Linked DNA regions of Homo sapiens: region 1 is linked to region 2. A link is a contact called in ENCODE Hi-C or POLR2A ChIA-PET data. All regions are on one chromosome and are shown on one strand. Each heading gives the region's core, a stretch centred on a gene start or an enhancer-like site at or near the end of the contact. The rest is flanking DNA. Distances are from core to core; before and after follow the strand shown.

Region 1 (2,855 bases), core at 186-2,685, 7.0 Mb before region 2:
GAAGGAGTCCAAGTCCCTCATGGTAAAGACCTCAAGTAAACCTAAATGTAGAAAACCTGTTTGCTACTCTTGTGTGAATTAAAACGTTTGGTTGCCTCCATTGTAAAAATTTCAGTGCACAGTTCTGAAATTTAAAATATTAGGGAACAGAGCCAGAGCGTTGCCATACCTTAAAAATAATCTTGCATCTCTCCTGTTTACATGATTCAATTCTTGAAACCAGTTGGAATGTGCGTCCTGATCTCTAAATGTACAAGTTATTTAAAAAAAATGTGAGCTTGTCAGCTTAGCTACAGCCACCAGTCTAATAAAACTGAGTCACATCCAAATGGGCTGCACTTAAACTACCCTCCCATTCTAGGGAAAACGTGGCTGGAGGAGGCAGTCTGAGTCATCACCTGGTTTGTTTGACATACACTTCCTTCCATAAATTGGGAATGGCAAGCGGCACAGTGTTCTGGGCTTGCCTGGGAGAAGGAGCTGTTGCAGTCTTGCACGATCAAAATAGGGCCTTTAGGTTTGAAGGATGAGGTTGAGCCCATATTTTGACTCCAAATGTCGGGGGAGGGGAGAAGAAGTCGACAGATCCAAACAAGGAACATTTGTAAGTACCATTTTTGGAGGTCGGAGCAATGGTAGGGGTGTTCGCAGTTGAATTTCTTCCTAAACATAAAAGGTGTTTAAGAGACAAATTGGGGGCATTCAAATAAAAATAAATGGGTATCTAGTTCACAAAGTGGGCTCGTTTACTTAACAAGAGTGTCCTTGATGTGTACAGTTTAAAATGATTGAGAGAGAGATGATTTGTTAGTTACCATACGAATCTGTTCTGGCAATGTTTAATTTCACTTAATTTATTTAACTATTTTAAAAGAAATGTATTTCACTTAGGAATCTTTTCATGGCCAATTTGAATCTCCTTCAGGGGTATTTTGAGGGGATGGGAAGAGAGGCTCATGTGTCTCGCACATTTTCTTACAGCGGTTTTGCAGAGGCTCACTGGAGCTTTTTAAAATAAAAAAGTTTAGAATGTAAAATTATTGGAGACTATAGAGGAAGGGGAAGGAGGAGTAGATTTATAGCTGAAGTGGGTTTGTAAACTCAGCGTCTGCTTTGGGATTATTTTTTAATATGTGCCAGACATTCTTCTGATTTTCATCCTGGCTTGGTTGTGGCTCTTTCTCTGTCTGTGTGAGGCTGGGGTGTTCCCTGTTTTAAAGCCGTAGTTGTCGCAGCCTGGGCGTTTTCTGTTTCGGCTTATGGCTTTTTTTCTCTTTTCCTGAATGAGTGTCCTTTGTGTAACCCCAGTAATTCAGAAATCCTGCAGTCATAGGGACTGCCCTATCATGTGACTTAGGTACTAGGTGCTGGCTGCGATTGGTCAGCAGCTAATTGGCGGGTCCCTATAAGAGGTCTTGGGTCGGGCGTCCGGCCACTCTCCTGCCTGGGCTGCTGCTCAACGGGGGCTGGGGGTGTGTGGGGCGGGGGTGGTCTGTCCAGTGATTCAGCCACATGTGATAGATGACCAAGTGACTGCTTTCTTGGAGTCCGCACACCAGTGGAAGACTCTCAAAGTGGTTGTGACCGACTTGATCAAACTCTAGGCTTCCTGAACTGGTAACTGTCACTTTAATATAGGTTACTGATTAAACTCAGAAAAATGCAGCTTAAAATCTTTGCCAGGAACTTGTGTGGACTTATTCCCTGTTCCCCCCCCCACCCCCCTTGTTCTGATTTGTTTTGTCACAGGAATGAAATGCAGATAACTCTTTAGAAAACTTTTGTAGGAAAAGCGCCTCGTGTGATCTGGAACAAAGACGTTTTATAATCAGATTTATCAAGCTGCGAAGAGGGAGTTTTAGTGAACGGAAGCAGCAGCATTCTGTCACCAGGAAATACTCCTTTATCCAGAATTGGTAAGTGAAAAGTGGCATTGCTCCCTAATAGATATCATATGCGTGTGTGGGAATTGAAAAATTGTTCACAGACCCCTAACAACTGTGTTGAACAGAGAACACATAAACAGTGAGGAGTTCTAAAAAAGAGCAGCACGAGAATACCGCATAAAGACTGAGAAGAAGCCAGGTAATTAACAAAAATGAGCTGAGTGCTATCAGTTTAGCTAAACATATGTAATACAGCTAGATTTGGTTGTTTTATTTTTTCTTGTTAGTGGAGGAGAAACATAAAATCAGAATGGGCTGTTTAGTAGAATTGCGACATTAACTTTCCATGGATGTAGATTTCCATTTAGTCTGAATAGCATGTATGAAATTTGAAGGGATGCTTTCAGAATTAGTCTACTTGCCCTCCTTTCCTTTCCTCTGCATTAAGATGTCAAGTATTTAGTTAGAACCTTACAAGATGAAAGTTGTACAAAATGAAAGTTCAAGTAATGCGTCGGAAACACCTCTCCTGATTGGGAAGGGTAGATTACAATGGCAATAGATTTTTGTTTTTTGTTTCTTACATTTGTGTCACGAATTTTAAGTTTGTTCTATTGGATTACATTAGTACAGCAAAAGGGGGGTTATTTCTATCTATATGGTTCATGACATTTTGAGAGGTCGTGATTAGTAGTTCTTACTGGTTTCGTATGCGTGTTCCTGCCTGTTGAATTCAGTTTTCTAATCTTGAATCTGAGCTGCCTTTATGTTAAAGGGTTCTAGAAAAAGACAATAAAGCTTTGAATACCCGTGTTATATACAACAGGTTCCTGTTCATGATGTATAAGGTAACGCAATTTTATTTTAGGCATGAATGTCTAATTTCTTGATTTGGCTTCTTAAGAATATACTGAAAAGGTTGAATAGAATAAGAAAAAGAACATTAGAAAAGAATGGTGGGTGACTGCC
Region 2 (2,700 bases), core at 134-2,633:
GCAGGACCCCCCACTCGATGTCGTTGCGGATGGACTTGAGAAGCACGTAGTGGCTGTACATGTCCCGAGAGGGCGCGAAAAAGCTGCCATTGGCGCTTCCCGAGTCGGGGACTGGGGGCGTGCGCTCCTCCAGGCAGCCGCCACTGCCGCCTACCTCCACGCCAACATCGTTGTCTAACCCGGGGTCAGCCAGGGGCACGTCGCGCAGCAAGCTGGGCACCATCACCGTCTGGTCCATGTTGTTCACGGCGCCAATGAAGCGATTCATGGCGTTAAAGAGCGAGTGCTTCTGGTTGTAGGTGTCGCAGATTTGCATCATGGTGGCCGCGCGGACGTTGGAGCGCAGGGACGCAGGGGCACGGGGATGGTCGGCCGGGTCAAGGGGATGCCCGCCTTCACGCGCTCTCCAAGGCCCGCGCTGGGGGCCTGGCTATAGCCGGTGTGGCGGGATTCCCGGCACTCCTCCGCCCTCGCCAACTCTCGTCTCGCTGGCAGACCGGCCCTGCGGGATGGGCGGCTTCTCCTGGCTTTGGCGCCCGGAAACTCGCGATGGCTGAGGGTGCTCTGTGGGTCGAGCCCTGGCCTGTTTGATACACGGAGACGAAAGAACAGATTAGATTATTCACCCTGCTAGGGGGCCTGGCGCCCTTGCCCGCGCGCACCCCCTTCTCTGGCTACAGCTCGTCCGGGACGGCGCCTGGGTGGCTCCCCGCGGCTGGGCAGTCCCACCTCCTCGCCCACCTACGGCCGCGGGGAGAAGGGTGTCCCCCCACCACCACAACTTCTCCCTCCGAAAAGCCTGAGCTCAAGCAACCAAGCTGGCCGGGGCAGCGATGGGGCGTGGGCACCCACCTCCTCTTGCGCCTTGAGACTCTCCTGCTCGTTGGCAATTCAGTGTTCTCGCTGCAAGCGGCTGCTACGCAAGGGCGCTGCTGCGGTCAGTGGCTGGACTGTGACTGCGGACGGCGGTGACTGCGTTGGCCCCCTACCCATCCCAGGTGCTCAATTTATAGTCCAGGAAAGGTGTCGCCGGCGCTCAGGGCCACCCCTGGTGTCTCCTCCTCCCGCCTCCCCCGGCAGCACCGAGATAAAAGGCCCAGGCCGGGATGACCGCGAGTAACACTCGCCCGGCCCTTTCTACAGCGGGGGCGGGGCGCGCCGGGCCAGCTCCGCCTCTCGCCTGATACCCGGGCTGAGGGAGGGCGCCGGGGCAGGCCAGGGCAGGGCAGGGCAGAGCAGAGGAGGAGGGATTGGAGCAGCTGGACCCCGCCAGCACCAAGCCCTGGGCAGGCCAGATGAGGAGGGCCGGGCACAGCGAGGGTCAAAAAGGCGTCGGCGTCCGGACCGACTGGAGGGTGGGGCTGGCATGTGGGGGCTGGGCGGGCCTTGCGCGCGCTCCCCGCGTGGGATGACCAGAATGCACGTGCCTTGGTTGCAGAGTGAGCCCCTCAGCCCCGAATCTGGAGTGGCCGCGGCCGGGAAACAGGAACCCGGGTTTATTATTAGCCGTCGGGGAAGAGGGGCCGGCAGCAGGTACAACTCCATCCTGGGACTCTTACGTAATAAAGGGTGACCGGGCATGCTGGGTGCACGTGGACGCGCGGTGCTCCCGCAGTGGCCCTGGCCTTGGTCAGCTATGGGGGGAGGGGAGCGTCAGAGGCTTTTGCCTCCCTCCTGGCGGGGTGGGATCTTTCCCAATCTTTCCTTTAACAGTGGTTGCCGGGGATGAAGAGGGGCACACTATCAGATCTGCTGATTCTTTGAAGAGATCTGCAAGTGGCAATGGGGAGAAGTCCATTTTTGTCCAAGTCGGCTACACAGTGATGCTGGAGAGCCTGGGCCATGTGGCCTTTTGGCTGCCAAGAGGCCAGGAGAGGGTGACAGTAGTTAGGTCTAGTCTTGGGTGTCTTTCACCATTTAACAGAGAAATGGGGAGGTGTCTAATTATTTTTGAGGGTGCTTGTGTGAAGTGTTCCTTTCAAAAGATAGTTCTTAAAGCACTGGGTCATTTAATAGGGCCTAAGCTATGTACCGAATCGCTGGATTTAACTTTTAAGAGCCTTGCACCTTGAATTTCACTTTGAGACTTCCAAACCACAGCCTATTTAATTTTTCCCATCTCATGTCCCTTGCCATATTCCTCATCCACCAGTCCTCTCTGGCAGTCCTACAATTATGTTCAATAAGATTCAAGCTTCTCATTTTAAATCCCTTTTCTCGGCCTGAAACGGTGGCTCACGCCTGTAATCCCAGCACTTTGGGAGGCCGAGGCGGGCGGATCACAAAGTCAGGGGTTCCAGACTAGCCTGGCCAACATGGTGAAACCCGGTCTCTACTAAAAATACAAAAATTAGCCGGGCGTGGTGGCCAGCGCCTGTAATCCCAGCTACTCGGGAGGATGAAGCAGGAGAATTGCTTGAACCCAGGAGGCGGAGTTGCAGTGAGCCGAGATCGTGCCACTGCACTCCAGCCTGGGCGACAGAGCAAGACTCTGTCTCAAATAAAAAAAAAAAAGATCCCTTTTCTCTAAAACTTAACAGAGGTCTCTGTCCCTAGTACAGTTTTTTCCCACGGGACAAAAAATGCCTAAGGAAGGGAGAACATAATAAAGGGGTTTCTTTCTCTCCCTCTTTCTTTCACATTAAGACCTACACTTAAATATTTTCCATAGAAAACCATCTTCCTAATTGTCTTTTGAAT

The links. Hi-C counts contacts between places; a loop is a spot of excess contacts on that map. ChIA-PET counts read pairs that join two places held with the same protein, here RNA polymerase II (POLR2A). Pooled maps may share reads with other maps.
Region 1: a loop to region 2 is called in a map of CD4-positive, alpha-beta T cell, with 11 times the contacts of the local background. The contact joins the promoter of MIR222HG here to the promoter of MID1IP1-AS1 in region 2. A Hi-C loop is called at or near these places in 1 of 168 maps with a recorded cell type or tissue (CD4-positive, alpha-beta T cell) and 3 of 50 pooled maps. POLR2A ChIA-PET finds 5 or more read pairs at or near these places in 2 of 52 experiments (activated CD4-positive, alpha-beta T cell and activated CD8-positive, alpha-beta memory T cell).

Annotation. Positions count from the first base shown.
Region 1 is chrX:45,768,847-45,771,701 of GRCh38, reverse strand. It overlaps MIR222HG (miR222/221 cluster host gene), which reads left to right and starts at 1,435. Exons shown (of 2, transcript NR_170290.1): 1 at 1,435-1,617; 2 at 1,750-2,855.
Region 2 is chrX:38,802,566-38,805,265 of GRCh38, reverse strand. MID1IP1-AS1 (MID1IP1 antisense RNA 1) reads left to right here and starts at 1,383. Exons shown (of 2, transcript NR_046706.1): 1 at 1,383-1,533. It overlaps MID1IP1 (MID1 interacting protein 1), which reads right to left. Exons shown (of 3, transcript NM_021242.6): 2 at 853-2,700; 3 at 1-583. The coding sequence starts at 319. RefSeq lists a silencer at 1,051-1,270 and enhancers at 1,073-1,914, 1,915-2,700.